Linked DNA regions of Homo sapiens: region 2 is linked to region 1. A link is a loop called in an ENCODE intact Hi-C map of the cell type or tissue named here. Cell type or tissue: PC-9. All regions are shown on one strand. Links, peaks and the distances in the headings refer to the core of each region. The heading gives the core; the rest is flanking DNA. Region 1 overlaps ADGRG2 (adhesion G protein-coupled receptor G2). Region 2 overlaps ADGRG2 (adhesion G protein-coupled receptor G2).

Evidence for each region. Hi-C counts contacts between places; a loop is a spot of excess contacts. Peaks named below come from ENCODE experiments on the same cell type or tissue, not always from the same donor. Only the 100,000 strongest peaks of a DNase experiment are listed, where the experiment ranks them.
Region 2: a loop joins it to region 1, with 14 times the contacts of the local background. A loop is called at or near these places in 1 of 110 quality-filtered maps.

Annotation. Positions count from the first base shown.
Region 1 is chrX:19,043,123-19,051,458 of GRCh38, forward strand. All of the region lies in intron 3 of ADGRG2 (adhesion G protein-coupled receptor G2), which reads right to left. It overlaps LOC101928415 (a long non-coding RNA gene), which reads left to right. Exons shown (of 4, transcript XR_001755808.2): 3 at 7,684-7,859. Among named protein-coding and RNA genes, the nearest start is that of PHKA2, 63 kb to the left of the region's middle. In PC-9, for the core only: no CTCF peak of the experiment used is centred there; DNase peaks (open chromatin) are centred at 3,399, 3,929 and 4,279; H3K27ac peaks cover 1,635 bases.
Region 2 is chrX:19,102,315-19,110,650 of GRCh38, forward strand. The region is part of intron 1 of ADGRG2 (adhesion G protein-coupled receptor G2); the gene reads right to left. Among named protein-coding and RNA genes, the nearest start is that of ADGRG2, 16 kb to the right of the region's middle. RefSeq lists an enhancer at 4,679-5,308. In PC-9, for the core only: no CTCF peak of the experiment used is centred there; a DNase peak (open chromatin) is centred at 4,127.

The DNA.
Region 1 (8,336 bases), core at 205-8,204:
ATTAAAGCTAGAGATTTTTAAATGATTCTTCTCTGCTTTTTTCTTTTGGCATTTCTTTTTCCTTTAGGAACCCAGCTGCTCAGTCACTAACATTTATTCACTTTTTCTGTCTCTCATTATGATGCTCCACCTCACTCCTGGTCCAACCTAGAGGTATCCCCACAGGACTTACACTTTTCTGAGGATCAGCTTATGTTTCTCTTGGGCCCTCTCCTAACTCACTTCCCATTTGTTACAACTTAAAGAGGTGGTCGTCATATCCAGTGAGTCATATATTTGAGCTCCATGCCACTCTTAGGAGACAAAACATTTCCATTGTTAAAAAGATTCATAAACAAAGAAAGGAAAAACATTTAAAATTTTCAGATTTTCCTTTGGAACCTACAAAGAGCCAATTTTCAAGCATTATTCATTTATGGAAGTCTCAATTTAAGTCAATAAATAAAATTATGGTGCCGTGTCTATAAAATTTACTCAGTATGACTCCCTAGTGATTTTTTTAAAACAAAGTCCATATATTCCAATTAGGATGAGCAGGAGTTTGGCTTAGAATAGAAGCCAAATGGAGCCAGACGAACTGGAAACTCAAGAAACTGGCCCCATCAATGGAGTCTCTTTCCCTACATCCCCTCCCAGGCATTTTTTTTTTTTCAGTTATTGCCACTACCTTCTAAACTCTAATCCCACATGGCCAAGTGTGGTTCGAGCACTGCCATGTGAATGTCTTGCTGTCATTGCTTCTCCAACTCAGTATATCCAAGAACTCATCCCTCATCACCCCACATCATTTCCACCCTTGATCAGTTCCTGAACTCAAAAGTATTGCCAGTAACACCCGCCAAACATTTAAGTTGAAAACTTCAGTACTGGTTTGCTGTTGCTGCTGTACCATTAACTTACTGGCTTCAAACACAAAATTGTTATCTTAGAGTTCTGCATGTCAGACGTCCAGTAGGAGTCTCACCAGATTAAAATCAATGCTGATGATGCTAGGCCACATTCTTTTCTGGAAACTCTAGGGGAGAATCCATTTCCTGCTTATTCAGGATAAGCAGAATTCAGATCCTTGTGGTTGTAGGACCAAGGTCCTCATTTTCTTGCTAGCAATACATTGAGGGCCATTCCTTCAATTCCCAGAGTCTAGAAGCCCCCCACATTTCTTGGCTCATGCCCCATTCCTCTATCTTCAAAGTCAGCCATGATGGGACAGGGCCAGGTCTTTCTCAGGTGGCATCACTCTGACTCCTCTTCACTTTTAAGAGCTATTAGGCCCACCCAAGTAGTCCACGATAATCTCATGGTCTTTCATTTTAATCACACCTGCAAAGTTCCCTTTGCTATGTAAGGTAACATATTTACAGGTTCCAGGGATTTTAGGATGTGGACATTTTTGGGGAGCCATCAGTCTTTCCACCATACTCAGAAACCCAGTTTCCTAAATTATGGAGAATGAGTTGCAAGGAACCGCCCTTCAAGAGAGAAAATCCTACAGGGGTCAAGTGAAGAGCCCAGAAACAAAGAGTTACTTTTAACAATAGAGTCGAGTCTACAAACCAAGATGCTAACTCTCTGGCCATTGCTCCTGACTCCTCCCCATCCCCAACTCCCACCTCCATATCCAGTCATTGCATCCTGGGCAGTCTTCTCATTGTAGCATGGGGCTGTTGCAAGGATTCTCAAAGAGAGAATGTACATGGCATAACAGGAATAGCAAAAACTGATCCACGCTTCCTGTGATCCAGGCTTACCACATGAAGGACTTCAAACATACTTTATTATTTAATCAGCCAACAACTTTGCAAATGTGATGAACACTGAGGATCCTGAGATGGATCGATTATCCTGGATTACCTGGGTGGGCCCAATCTAGTCCATGAGTTCTTAAAAGTGGAAGAGGCAGGCAGAAGAGTGGGTCAGAGTTATGCCATGAGAAGGACTCCTCGACCCTGAAGAGGTAGGTGATATCATTAACATCATTCCTTGTTAGTGCTTGAGAAACAGGATGGGTGAGGTTTAGAAACTTGTTCAAGGCCTCACAGATCATTGCTTGTAGACCTGAGATTTGAACGAAGGCAGTTTGACTTCTGAGCCTAACCTCTGAGGCTCTACTCTATCCCAGTTCCAATGACAAACTCTGTAGACCATAATCGAATACAGAAATGGGGGGTGTTGTTATTATTATTATTATTATTATTATTATTTTGAGACAGAGTCTCGCTCTGTCGCCCAGGCTGGAGTGCAGTGGCGCAATCTCGGCTCACTGCAAGCTCCTCCTCCCGGGTTCAAGTGATTCTCCTGCCTCAGCCTCCCGAGTAGCTGGGATTACAGGAACCTGCCACCACGCCTGGCTAATTTTGGTATTTTTAGTAGAGACGGGGTTTCACCATGTTGGCCAGGCTGGTCTGGAACTCCTGACCTCAAGTGATCCGCCTGCCTTGGCCTCCCAAAGTGCTGCAATTACAGGTGTGAGCCACCGCGCCTGGCCATAGGGTTTTATTATTAATCTTCTTTAATCTCTCTCTCATCTGTCCCTTCTCCCCATGCTCACTGCCCCCTTCCATACCCAGGCCGTCACTGCCTCATACCCGGGTGTAAAATTAGAACCTTAGAACCTTCTAATTGGAAGGAATCCTAACATTCTCTGCATCCCATTTCTTCCCCCATACAGTAATCCATCCACCAATTGTACACCCACAGTCTCAATTCAGCCTCCAAACAAGTTTTATCTTGTCTACATAGTGGGAATCATGCTGGAGTTTTTTGTTATTATTATTCTTTTAGTGACAGGGTCTTGCTCTGTTGCCCAGGCTGGAGTGCAGTGGCACAATCATAGCTCACTGCAGCCTCCCACTCATGGGCTCAAGGGATCCTCCCACATCAGCCTCCTGAGTAGCTGGGACTATAGGCACATACCACTACACCTGGATATTTTTAAAAAATTTTTTCAGAAATGGGGGTTTCAAGCTCCTGGGCTCAAGTGATCCTCCTGCCTTAGCCTCCTGAGTAGCTGGGACTACAGAGGTGTGGCACCATGCCCAGCTCCAAGTTACTGAAAATTTGAATTACTCACCAACATTTAAAAATCAGGAAATTTCAAATAAAATTCCAATTTTTCACCTTGTTTTACAAAATTGTAAGTTTTGGGAGATGACCCCTTTATGTCGGCTCCCTGGCCCTCTAAAGCATGCCCTGGTTACAAAAGCTGATGGAGCTGGCTCTCTCCTCTTTATATCTTCAAGTATTCATTGACTACGCCCTTCTTTCACTTGGCATTTGGAAAGATGTCATTTAACTTTTCCACTGTGTGCCTTGTTTACCCAACTAGACGCTAAGCTGCTTGATGCTTTATTTATTACCTTCCAGGAATCTAGTCCAGTGTCTTGTTTGTGGTTGATGTCCTAAAATATTTTTGCAATGACTAATGAAATCCTTAAGAAATCTCCGTCAGTCAGAGATCAGTTGGGAACCCATGACAGGTAGTTCAAGAGCAGGAATGTAACACAGGGAAATGTTGCAAAGATGAAGAACTGGAGCAATCCAGAGGTGAGCAACAGCAGGAAGATTCTGGAAGAGCAAAGGGGGGAGGTAATATTACCAGATACCGATGAACAGAGCCACAAGGCAGGAGTTCAGGCCACGGGATGTTGGAAGGGGTCTGTCCAGTGAGACTGGAATCATGGAAGAGGCACAGCCCCCATTAGAGATGCCAGCCAAACCGAGAGAGGGGGAGAAATACCCTGACTTCCCCTTTCCTCTTGCACTCCAATCTCCTGTCACTGACACCCACTGGCCGAACCTAGCTGGAAGCCAGTTGGCAAGGAGACATGAAAGATATTGCAAGGGGTCAGGTCCCTGTGATACAGAGTAAGGGAAGGATGGGGAATGGATCTGAAAGTAACAAGGCAAAATGACTAATGCAGAGTCAACAGAGCAAAGACTCAAGAATACTTCTTGGATGACTATGACTCAGATTTCAAAGTTTGGAGGAGTAGTTATAGCTGCCGATCACAGCAGATAGATGCCTTAACAGGTCTTACAAATGTATGCTAAAATGTCCACCCAAATACATATCAAAAACAGCATTAAAAAGTCAGCCATTGTGAGCCCCCATTGCCTACAGTGGTGACCTCAATAACATACCTGTTAATGACTTTTCCTCTTTTCTTAATGCCTTCTCCCTTCTCTCTTTTCCTAATGCCTGCTCCTTCACTCCTGATTCCTGGGATCACCTCCCAAATAAACTACCTGCACCAAAGTTATGCAAGATCATGTCTGGGTGTTTCTGAAGTGTTCATTTTTCTCCCTGCTATTTGACACCGTGGTAGATATTAAGACTTCAAATGTGAGATGGTTGTCTTACACCTATGATTGTGGTACTACTATGAGTATTTACTTCCACCACATTCTTCCCCAAGTTGGATGGGAAAGAAAAAGGCTTAATCTTTTGGGAGTGGATCTAAAAAGATTACAACTAGCTCTCCTTGCATGAATATTTTCAACCCAACTGAAACTTGTAATCTGGTGGCAGTCCTCCTCTGGATTGAATTACTGTTCCATAGAGAGATAATTAAAAACAAGCCACCACGCCTAGGCACTCTTATATGGGAACCCCAAACAGAACAATATTTTTGTTGTTATTACACTGGCTCTTAAGGGCTTGGGATAACAGACACTCTTCCAGGAACGGCATTTTCCGAGTTTACTACATAACCCCCAAAACTGAATGAAAACATTTCTAATTTGGCATATCCAAAACATGTTTACTCGCGCTGGGACACTGCTCAATAAGTACTCTTACATAATGTATTTATTAAATGATTAATAATGACATCATTAAAAAAAACTTCGGCTCTTAGCTGATGGAACTTCCCAAAGTGCAAGCAATCCGCAGTTCTAGGTGGGCTTTGGCCAGAACGGGAAGAAGGTGAAATGTGTTCTTGAGCCCCCAGCCCCCAATTCTTGCTTTTCTCCTGCCTTCGCACAGTATCGCCCACCCATCCCCCTGGCTCTTGATCCCTCCAGAACTCATCCTGGTTCTCTCAGGGCTTTATGAACTGTCCCTTCCCCAAGGGTCCACGAGATGCATTTTGGAGCGTCCATAAATGCCCCGAAATAAAATGCAAATGTGTGTTCATATGCATTTTTTCCTGGGAAGATTAGAGCCCCCAAAGGGGGTCTATCTTTAATTAACAAGCACTTATACAGCATTACTATATGACCGGGCACTGCGTAAATATTAGCTCATTTAGCCCTCATAACAACCCTATGAGGTACGTTATCCCCATTTCACAGATAGGGAAATGGAGGAAAAGAGCAGTCAAGTAACTTGCCCAAGATTACATGTAAAAGGGCAGACTAGGATGTGAGGCAGGCTCTCCAGCTTCACTACACCAGGCCGCTTCTCATCTTGGGCTGTGGGCTGAAGAGAAGGAAGGGCCACTGACCTACTGGGTGTCCACCGTGCTCCACCAGGAGGGATGTGTACTTTAGGAAGAATGAGAGCCTTGAAATTAACTTTCTGACCAGTAGAGGATACTGGGGGATCATTCCCCGCCCTTCCCAGTGCCTCTGAAACTAGACACATGGCTAGCAATCTACGCTGCTGGTCCTGGCCCGTGCTGATAATGGAGCGTCATGGCTGTGCTTTTCATTTAGAATGCTAGCCATGATTTCTGTTCACTTCCGAAGTGATTGGTGTAACTTCCGAAGGCTGGTAGCTTCTAGAGCTATTTCAGTCTGACGACATGTAAATGCTGCTTAGCGCTTTGGGAGTGGGGAAAGCGGGAGGCCGACTCACCTTTATTGGACACTGATGACACTGGCCTTATACCTGTGCTCCTCACTCAATGGAATCGCCCCAACATTTCCATGAAACAGACAGCTCTCTACCCCAACCTTATCTTCTCCTGCCCTCCCCTCACTCAGCCATCCTGGCCTCCCTGCCGTTTCTCCAACACACCAAGCATATTCCCACCTCAGGGCCTTTGCCTTTGCTGTTCCACCTGCCTGGAACACTTTTCCCCCAGAAGGCCCCTTGGTTTGCTACAGAGCCTCCTACACATTTTACTGAAATGTCACCTTCTCCGAGAGGCTGTTCCAGACCAGTCTATTTCAAACTGCAACACTTTCTGCCTCTGCCTGATCCTTTTCATCTCTTTATGCACAGGCTCGTTGCCATCTGGCGAGTTAATATGTTTATCCATATGCGGACATCCACAGCCCTGGGAGTGGCTGTCTCCTTAATATTTTCTTCCCTGGGCCCCTGACTTGCCTCATCCTAGTCCTGGCCCTGTGTCATATATAAGCGTTTTTTGTGTTTTTTTTTTTTTTTTTTTGTTGTTGTTGTTTTGCTACCAAGAACCAATTTTCCACCCCAATGGGGATGATAGCGCCTCCACTGAGAATGCATGACCTAGGCAAGCTTCTCCAACCCGCAGCCCACAGGCCACATGTGGCCCAATACAAATTCATAAACTTTCTTGAAACACTATGAGATTTTTTTGTGATTTTTTTTTTTTTAGCTCATCAGCTATCATGTTAGTGTATTTTACGTGTGGCCCAAGACAATTCTTCTTATTCTAATGTGGCCCGGGGAAGCCAAAAGATTGGACACCCCTGCTGTAGGGTTATCTCTGCTTCCTCCAGAAAAGATAGAGTGTGAAGAAAGAACCCTCTCCTCCCCAACTCCACTAGTGTCTAGAGTGATTCTGCTGCTAGCCAGCTGACACTTTCCTTCTCATCAAAGCATCTGTCATGTATGGGTTAGCAAGAGTCGCTTGTGGGAGTTTTAAGTGCAGAAGTGCCTGGAAAGGTGGCAGGGGTGCGTGCACCAGTGGTTTGGCTGTGGCGAGCAGTTTTTCCAATTTCCCTTAGTTCACACCACTCTTTGCCAGTTCACAATTGAGCAGTGATCACTTGGCATCTTAGTTTAGGTTCTCTGGGTCGCAGGGCCTAAGATCAAGACTGGAGTGCAAGTACTTTCTTTGGGAGGTAATCCCAGGAGGCAGGGAGAAAGAGACAGGGAAGGATGGAAGCCAAGTTTGGGGTGTTTGTTGTGGACAGTGGGAGCTCAAGTCCAAAGAGACCTCTGAGAAGCATAGAGAATGCCTTCTAGAATTGTCTCTAGGAAGGGCTGGAGACTGGGGCATTTATCCAAGTCTCCCTCCCCAACAGTTGACATTTGCTCCTGGGCCATTACTTCCTCTGCACTCCTGGGCTCTTCCTGTGACAGCTGAGCAGGCTGCCAGGGCTCGGGGGAAACCCCAGAGGCAGACAGAAGTCTGCGAGCATAGAACTGTCCACCTCTTCTGTGGCTGGTCTCATAGATGGCTCAAAAGGATGTCACAGGGGCACGAAAAGCAATGGCTACACTTGGGTTCCTTTGATTGACTCCTGTACACACTTAGATGGACACAATGGCGGAGCTCACCGATTCTCAACCCTGGCTGCACATTAATATCACCCCCAGGGAAATTACTGATGTAGTCAGTCGTGGTGGCTAGCACCTCAAATCCCAGCTACTCAGGAGGCTTAGGTAGGAGGATCACTTGAGGCCAGGAGTTTGAGACCAGCCTGGGCAACGCAGCAAGAACCCATCTCTAAAAAAATTTTTTTTAAATTAAATGACTGATGTCCAGATCCCACCCCTGATCATTTCAACCTGGGCATCTGCATTTTTGACAGCTCCTCTAGCAATTCCGATGTGAAAAGAAGATGGATGGAGAAGCACTGATTCAGCCATGGCTGACATGTCGGAGTTGGAATGGACAGTGCCCGGACCTCACAGTCTCAGAGAACTGGAGAAGAGTAAAGCTGAAGAGGGCATCATCTGGTTACAAATGACAAGTCCAGGGCTCCAGGTGAGTGCTTTGTGTAAGAGGAGACTGCTGCGTGGTGATACGATTAAAACTCATGTCCCCCACCTCCTGGTTCCATGTCGCACATGGTGCCCATGACACTCTTTTTGTTTTGAGACAGAGTCTCGCTCTTTCGCCCAGGCCGGACTGCAGTGGCGCGATCTCGGCTCACTGCAAGCTCCGCCTTCCTGGTTCACACCATTCTCCTGCCTCGGCCTCCTGAATAGCTGGGACTACAGGCACCCACCACCACGCCCGGCTAATTTTTTGTATTTTTAGTAGAGACAGGGTTTCACCGTGTTAGCCAGGATGGTCTCGATCTCCTGACCTCGTGATCAGCCCGCCTCGGCCTTCCAAAGTGCTGGGATTATAGGTGTGAGCCACCGCGCCCGGCCCCATGACACTCTGTAAACCTCAGAAATCACTTCCCTATGGGTTCCAAGTCCAAAGCCTTAAGGTAGAAGCTGAAAACTCCTGGTG
Region 2 (8,336 bases), core at 169-8,168, 59 kb after region 1:
GAACTGATATGAACATAACTCTGAGGACTAGGACAGGCCTTGGCAAAGTTAACAAGCCCACCTCACTTGAAGAAAATCAATTTCCTCTTTAGTACTCTTTGTGTCTTCTAGGTGGGGGCCATTCCCAACTTGTAGGTGCCCAGTGACCTCATACTTTTTCACTGGCTCTCAGGAGAAGGCCTCGCATGGAGGCCCATCGACCAGGTTCTGTGCTCATTTAAATTATAACACTTTAAACCAAGGAAATGAATCTCTAATTGTGGAATTTCAGATTTCAGCCAGATCAACAGATGAGATACTGGTGGGGGTGGGGAGATGGGGGTGGAGTCATGCACAGTTATTGCTGTGGACTTGTGTGTCCCTCCTGCCAAATTCATATTTTGAAGCCCTAACCCCCAGGGTAACCTGTCTCTCCCTCTCCCTCTCCCTCCCCGCTTCCCCCACCTCTCTCTGCCAACTGAGGACACAGTGAGAAGGCAGCTGTCTATAAACCCAGAAGAGGGAACTCACCAGAACCTGACCATGCCAGCATCTTGATCTTGGACTTCTCGGCCTCCAGAATTAAGAGAAATAAATTTCTGTTGTTTAGACCACTCAATCTATGGTATTTTGTTCTGGCAGCCCAAGTTGACTAAGAAAGTTACAGGGTAGTGTCAGAGGCATTTGAGCCAGAGTGACTCCATCTTGAATAGGGACTGGGTAAAATAAGGCTGAGACCTGTTGGGCTGCATTCACAGGAGGTTAGGCATTCTTAGTCACAGGATGAGACAGGAGGTCGGCACAAGATACAGGTCACAAAGACCCTGCTGATAAAACAGGATGCGGTAAAGAGGCCAGCCAAAATGCACCAAAAACCAAGATGACGACAAAAATGACCTCTGGTTGTCCTCACTGCTCATTATACGCTAATTATAATGCATTAGCATGCTAAAAACACTCCCACCAGCGCCATGACGGTTTACAAATGCCATGGCAACATCAGGAAGTTACCCTTTACAGTGTAAAAAGGGGAGGAACTCTCAGTTCCGGGAATTCCCTGCCCCATCCCAGAAAACTCACGAATAATCCACCTCTTGTTTAGCATATAATCAAGAAATAACTCTAAGTATTCTCAGTCGAGCAGCCCATGCCACTGCTCTGCCTACGGAGCAAACATTCTTTATTCCTTTACTTTCTTAATAAACTTGATTTCACTTTACTCTATGGACTTGCTCCTAATTCTTTCTTGTATGAGGTCCAAGAACCCTCTTTTGGGGTCTGGATCGGGACCTCTTTTAGTAACAGTAGCAGTCACCTAGCCATCCACCCTTATTGTTTTAATAGATGTTTTAACATTAAAGCTAGCCCTGTTGATACCACGTGTACTCTCAAAATACCAAATCCAAAGGACTAAGTGTCTAATTAGGACCCCCAAGATGCCCAAACAGAGAAACAGGAGTCTGGCCTGGGGGCAGCACAGCCTGGCAGAGGTATGCAAAACTGTGAGACATCCAGGACAGTGTGCCCAGTGAGGCCACCCTCCCAAACATCTCTGCCTGCTGTGGGTTCCAAAGATGAGACAAACCATAGAATGGGGAATTTCAAATACAAGGTCTTGAGGGGAAAAGGCTGGGTCCTATCACACGTCTGAACATATAGAGGGGCCCAGGCAGCCCTAAAATCCCCTAAAATGCACTAAGAGGCATAGATTGTGCCAAGGTTCAGATCCACTTCAGTCTGGGGAAGAAGGCAGGAGGAGGAGAAAGCTGAGGACATGGCTAAGAGGAGCAGTGACCATCGATGCAAAGCTTCGGAAACGGATGTAGGTAGGCCCTTGAAACTGAGTGTCAGGGGCTCTGTTCTGTAAAGGTCTGAGAAGGACTCCTCATCCCAAGAGGCTATGCAGAGAACCCACCACAGAGAAACTCAGTGAGGGAGGCCTGTGGAAGGGAGTTGGCTGCAGCCAGGATGTGGTTTGTAGGAGCCCCCGGGATGTGATCAAGCTTCTGAGGCAGAACTCAGAGATACACCCTCTGGGTACAGGTCAAAAAGACCTGAACTAGCTTGACTGGGGTGTCCAGAAAATCAACTCTGTTGACCAGATCCCAAAACAGCCCGGGAACAGAGAAGCATTCTCTCCATTATCAGGCTTATTTCCAGCCATCTGACTGTTTGGTGTCACGCAGACAAAATATCTAGATACTGGTGAGATGCCCCTCAGAAGAAACCCCATGGGGCTCCCCCTTTTTTTATAATAGGATTTTATTAAAATTAACAAAAGGAATTCCTGACTGTTGACCAGTTTTGCCTTAGTTGGGTTCCTTCAGAAGGTAACTCTGCTGGGTGTGGTGGCTCATGCCTGTAATCCCAACATTTTGGGAGACCAAGGTGGGTGGATCACTTGAGTGAGGCCAGGAGTTGAAGACCAGCCTGGTCAACATGGTGAAACCCCGTCTCTACTAAAAATACAAAAATTAGCTGGGGGTGGTGGCGGGTGCCTGTAGTCCCAGCTACTTGGGAGGCTGAGGGAGCAGAATCGCTTGAACCCGAGAGGTGGAGGTTGCAGTGAGCCAAGATCACACCACTGCACTCTCGTCTAGGTGATAGAGCGAGACTCTGTCTCAAAAAAAAAAAAAAAAAAAAAAAAAGTAACTCCAAGGCTGGGCGTGGTGGCTCATGCCTGTAATCCCAGCACATTAGGAGGCCGAAGTAGGCAGATTGCTTGAGGCCAGGAGTTCGAGACCAGCCTGGCCAACATAGTGAAACCCCGTCTCTACTAAAAATACAAAAATTATGTGTTTTGTATTTCTTCTTCCTTCTTTCTTTTTCTGCTGCTGCTGCTTCTTCGAGATGGAGTCTTCCCATATTGCCTAGGCTGGTCTTGAACTCCTGGGCTCAAGCAATCCTTCTGCCTCAGCCTGAGTGTTATTCTCTTTGACTCATCCATGAAAGTGGATCCAATGTGTCTATGTATATTTTTTAAATTAAACTTTTATTGTAGTACAAATTATACACAAGGCCATCAGCAGTAGAAAGGATAAACCATGGTAGTCATGCAGTGGAATATTATTTGGCAGTGACAATCATCCAACTATAATTAGTTGCTATTTAGGCCATGTTAAATAGGCCTTTGCAGGGACATGGATGAAGCTGGAAACCATCATTCTCAGCAAACTAACACAAGAACAGAAAACCAAACACCACATGTTCTCACTCATAAGTGGGAGTTGAACAATGAGAACACATGGACACAGGGAGGGGAACATCACACACGGGGGCCTGTAGGGGGATGGGCGGCTAGGGGAGGAAAAGCACTAGAAGAAATACCTAATGTAGGTGATGAGTTGATGGGTGCAGCAAACCACCACGGCACGTGTATACCTATGTAACAAACCTGCACGTTCTGCACATGTACCCCAGAACTTAAAGTATAATAAAAAAAATTTTTTTAAATACAAAAATTAGCTGAAATACCCCGTCTCTACTAAAAATACAAAAATTAGCATGGTGGCGTGCACCTGTAATTCCAGCTACTGGGTTGGGAGAATCACTTGAACCTGGGAGGCGGAGGTTGCAGTGAGCCAAGATCGCACCACTGCACTCCAGTCTAAGCGACAGAGCGAGACTCTGTCTCAAAAAAAAAAAAAAAAAAAAAAAGAAGAAGAAGAAGAAGGTAACTCTTTGGCACATATTCGAGATAAGTAGTTTATCTGGGCTGTGACCCCAGGAAACACAGATAGAATGGACACGTGAGTTGGGGCAGGAAGGCAGCCAATAGATGGCGTTATCAAGCCAGTCACCACTGGGGGCAATGGGAGTTTAGTCCTTCTGGGGAATTCTGGGAGCCAGTGTAGAACACCGGTCTGAATTATCCCACTTGAGGGTATGGATCCACTGACTTGCATCAGGCATTGGTTGAAGGCTGCTCCTGGGGTGGGGTGGGAGCTGTTAATTCCCTGGCACTTCCAACCTGCAGCATGGATGTGTAAAGAGGGCCCCCACAGAGAAATGTGCAGCTCGTGGCTGGAAGGTGACTGGTGTGTACTATAATGGTGGGGCCAGGGATGTTGAAACAGACACCTAGTTGCTCTGGAATGAATGAGGAAGTGTGCGATAGTGAAGCCAGGAGAAAAAAGAGTGGCTTAATGCCTGCCCCACCCCACTCCTTTCTCCATGTCAGTATCTGGGATAGTGTGTGTTTGTGTGTGTGTGTGTGTGTGTTTCGGTTTGGCGTGTGTTTGAGGTTAGTGGTTTTTCTTCAGGTGTTATGAGATATTTGAGGAGAGTCCAGGTGAGGGAGATTTGAAAGAAGTTGCTATTCCAGGTTAAAAAAAGAGCACTGCGGCTGGGTGCAGTGGCTCACGCCTGTAATCCCAGCACTTTGGGAGGCCGAGGTGGGCAGATCGCTTGAGGCCAGGAGTTCGAGACCAGCCTGGGCAACATGGTGAAACCCCGTCTCTACTAAAAATACAAAAATTAGCTGGGCGGTGGTGGCGGGCACCTACAATCCCAGCTACTCGGGAGGCTGAGGCATGAGAATCACTTGAACCCGGGAGGTGGAGGTTGCAGTGAGCCGAGATCATGCCACTGCACTCCAGCCTGGGTGACAGAGTGAGACTCTGTCTCAAAAAAAAAAGAAGAGCCCTGGGCTTTGTCTGCTGCTTTAATGCAGGCTACACACAACCTGGTTCTGCCGGCAGTGCTGAGAGGACAAGCCCAGAGGGGTACTTGGGAGAGCTGTTTATCATCCATCAGTGGGCAACGGGCAAATGCTCCATATAATCCCCAGGAACATGGAGGCAGCTATGTTCTAAAGCTTCGCTACTCAAAGTGCAGCTCCCCCGCCCCAACAGCAGCATCACCTCACCTAGGAGCTGCAATGCAGAAATCTCTGGCCAGTCCCAAACCTGCTGAATCCGCATATGCATTTTAACAAGATCCCCAGGCAATCGTTTTGCATGTTGGCATTTGAAAGGCACTGCTGTGCATGACACTATCTGCTAATCGTTTTCCCTGCCTAAAAATTTGTCTCCCACCAAAATCAAATGGAATGTATTTGCTTCATTTCAGACAATATTTGCTCTATCCAGTTGGTCAAATGACCAGATTAGCTGAGAGGAGACAGAGAAAAATACTACTGTCAACCAATACACCACAAAATAAAGCATAATTTAGTTTTTTAACCCTCCTTCTTTCTTCCTTTCTTTGTCCTTTTTACTTTTCCTTGGCAAGACTAGGAATCAGTGCTGAATAAGCCTGTACCATTCTAAAGCTATTCGGGTGGTAAACCTTTACCTCTATATCTGCAAAACACATTCAGCAGTTCCAGGAGTTTTGTTTTTTGTTTTTTTTTTTTTTTTCATTTCAAAAGAAATACAGCTGGGGGTGGGGATGGTGGGGGCAGGCAGGAAAAGAAAAAGCAAGCTAAAATTCTTAAGATATTTTAAAATGATGATATGATATAGGTAGTTGGTAAAGGAAAAAATCAGCATAGAAACCAATTATTAGAAAAAAATTAAAGTATAGGCTGGGCGCGGTGGCTCACGTCTGTAATCCCAGCACTTTGGGAGGCTGAGGCGGGCGGATCACAAAGTCAGGAGATCGAGACCATCCTGGCTAACACGGTGAAACCCAGTCTCTACTAAAAATACAAAAAATTAGCCAGGTGTGGTGGCACGCACCTGTAGTCCCAGCTACTCAGGAGGCTGAGGTAGGAGAATCGCTCCGGGAGGTGACACAAGGTTGCAGTGAGCCGAGATCGCGCCACTGCACTCCAGCACTCCAGCCTGGGTGACAGTGAGACTCCGTCTCAAAAAAAAAAAAAAAAAGAAAAAAGAAAATTAAAGTGTAAAAACAACTAATGCTAGAACTTAATAAAAAAAGTTACAGAAAGCCAGGTGCGGTGGCTCATGCCTGTAATCCCAGCAGTTTAGGAAGCTGAGGCGGGCAGGTTGCTTGAGGAGTTCAAGAAAAAAAAAAAGTTACAGAAAGAAAGTCTCATCATTGTCTATGGATACAGATGTGTGAGTTATGTCCAAAGGTGGCTACTAATCCTAATTGCATTCAGAGGAGAAAATAATTGACAGTAACCATAAAAACTATTAATAATCTATTTAAAGCATTCTTTTAGGTATTTACCTGGTAGTAATGCACATATATGTTCACTACAAGATAGGCAAGAGAATCACCCACAGCACCACTCATAAAAGCCAAAACTGCTGGAAACCAAACAAAGGCCATCAGCAGTAGAAAGGATAAACCATGGTAATCATGCAACGGAATATTATTCGGCAGTGACAATCACCCAACTATAACCACATGCAACGATATGGAGGAAATTCACAAACAATACTGAGCAGAAGTCAGGTAGCCTGTCTGGTACCACATATAGGAAATTTAAGAACAGGCACAATATGTGGCATTTGAGGGAGAACAGTAGTCACCCTTGGGGGGCAGTGAGTGAAAGGAGGCAAGAGGAGGGCTTCTAAAGGCTGCTTGTGTGGGATTCTTGATCTGGGGGCTGGTGACAGGGATATGCACAGTTTGTGAAAATTCATTGAGCTGTACATTTGTAATGTGTATAATTTGTACTTCAATAAAAGTTTAATTTAAAAAATATATGTAGACACATTGGATCCACTTTTATGGATAAGTCAAAGAGAGTAACACTCAGGCTGAGGCAGAAGGATCACTTGAGCCCAGGAGTTCAAGACCAGCCTGGGCAATATAGGGAGACCCCATCTCAAAAAAGAAGAAGAAGAAGAAAGAAGAAGGAAGAAGAAGAACGCTCTAAATATGTCCATGAAATACTACTTGACACACTTGCCTGCTTTCATAAGGATGGCTGCTTGAAATGATGAATCGTGATGAACAGGTGATCAATATCACAAGCTGAGTAATGGCGCCCAGCTCTTGACTCATGTATGAACTGTGAATACAATAAGCATTTGGCCCAGTTTAAAAAAAAATCCTACTGGGTCAAGGGTGATGGTTTCTCCAAATACCCCAAAAACATGTGGTATATTTCTGTCAAAAAGCGAATCATCTGCTGACAAAATCATTAGTCGTGTTCATTGGTACAGATTTTTTCCTGGAAGCTTTAAAATCCACTACAAGAGCTTTCCCAAAAATCACACCAATCTTCAAATAATACCTCAAAGGGAAACCACTTCAGTATACATCTTCCCAATCTTCCTCACTCTCTCCCCACATATTCAAGTCATGAATTTTAGACCAGTACAAAGTACTAAACATTTTTTGGTGCCCTTTTCTCAGATTTCAATAACACACACGGCTTATCACTTGTGTTATACCAGAGCTAACGTTGAAATGGGCACAGGAAATGATACTATTAACAAAGGCAGAGAAGAATGCCACTTCCTTTGCTATCCCCTTCTTCCCACCTAAAAATCCACGTGATCCTCCCAAATGAAGTGTTTCAAAAATTTACACGACAGAATCCCAAGATAAAACATGTCGATTTTGTGGAATCTGAGAACCAGTCTTGTAGTTAGGAGGGCCAGGAAAGTCCCACACTGAAAAATGTGACACTAATGATCCCTGGAATTCTATCACTGTTTTTTTCTTGGTAAAATGTAATTCCCCTTTGTCTAGAAACCCTAATAATCAGGATCCTAACACAGAAATATGAATCTCTTTATCAGATGATTGTCTTCACTGGAAACTTCTAGACTAGCCCCAGACACAAGAATGTACTCTTGGGGAAAGACAACAAGAGGACATTTAGTGAGTATCTTCCATGTGCTGAGAATCATGCATGAAGGATTAAATGTATCATTTATTCATCAAATATTTATTAAACACCAAAATTGAATACTACATGCCAAATACTATTCTAGGCACTGGGGGTAAAGATGTGGACCCTGCTCACATTCTAGTGTGAGGAGGGTGGAAGGAGGAGAAGAGAACAATAAATGTACAAATCAACAAGGAAATTAACAGATAATAAATACAGCATTGAGAATTAGAGTAAGGTGAGATGATATAGAAGGTAACCTGGTGGCTATTTTGGATCAGGTCATCAAAGAGGAGATATTTAAACTGAGATCTGAATGATGAGGAACCAGCAATAAGAAGATAAAGGAGGGACCAGGCGCGGTGGCTCATGCCTGTAATCCCAGCACTTTGGGAGGCTGAGGCGGGTGGATCCCTTGAGGCCAGGAGTTTGAGACCAGCCTGGCCAACATGGCAAAACCCCATCTTCTCTACTAAAAATACAAAAATTAGCCGGGTGTGGTTGCATGCACCTATAATCCCAGCTACTCAGGAGGCTGAGGCACAAGAATCACTTGAACCCGGGAGACAGGGGTCGCAGTGAGCCAAGATTGCGCCACTGC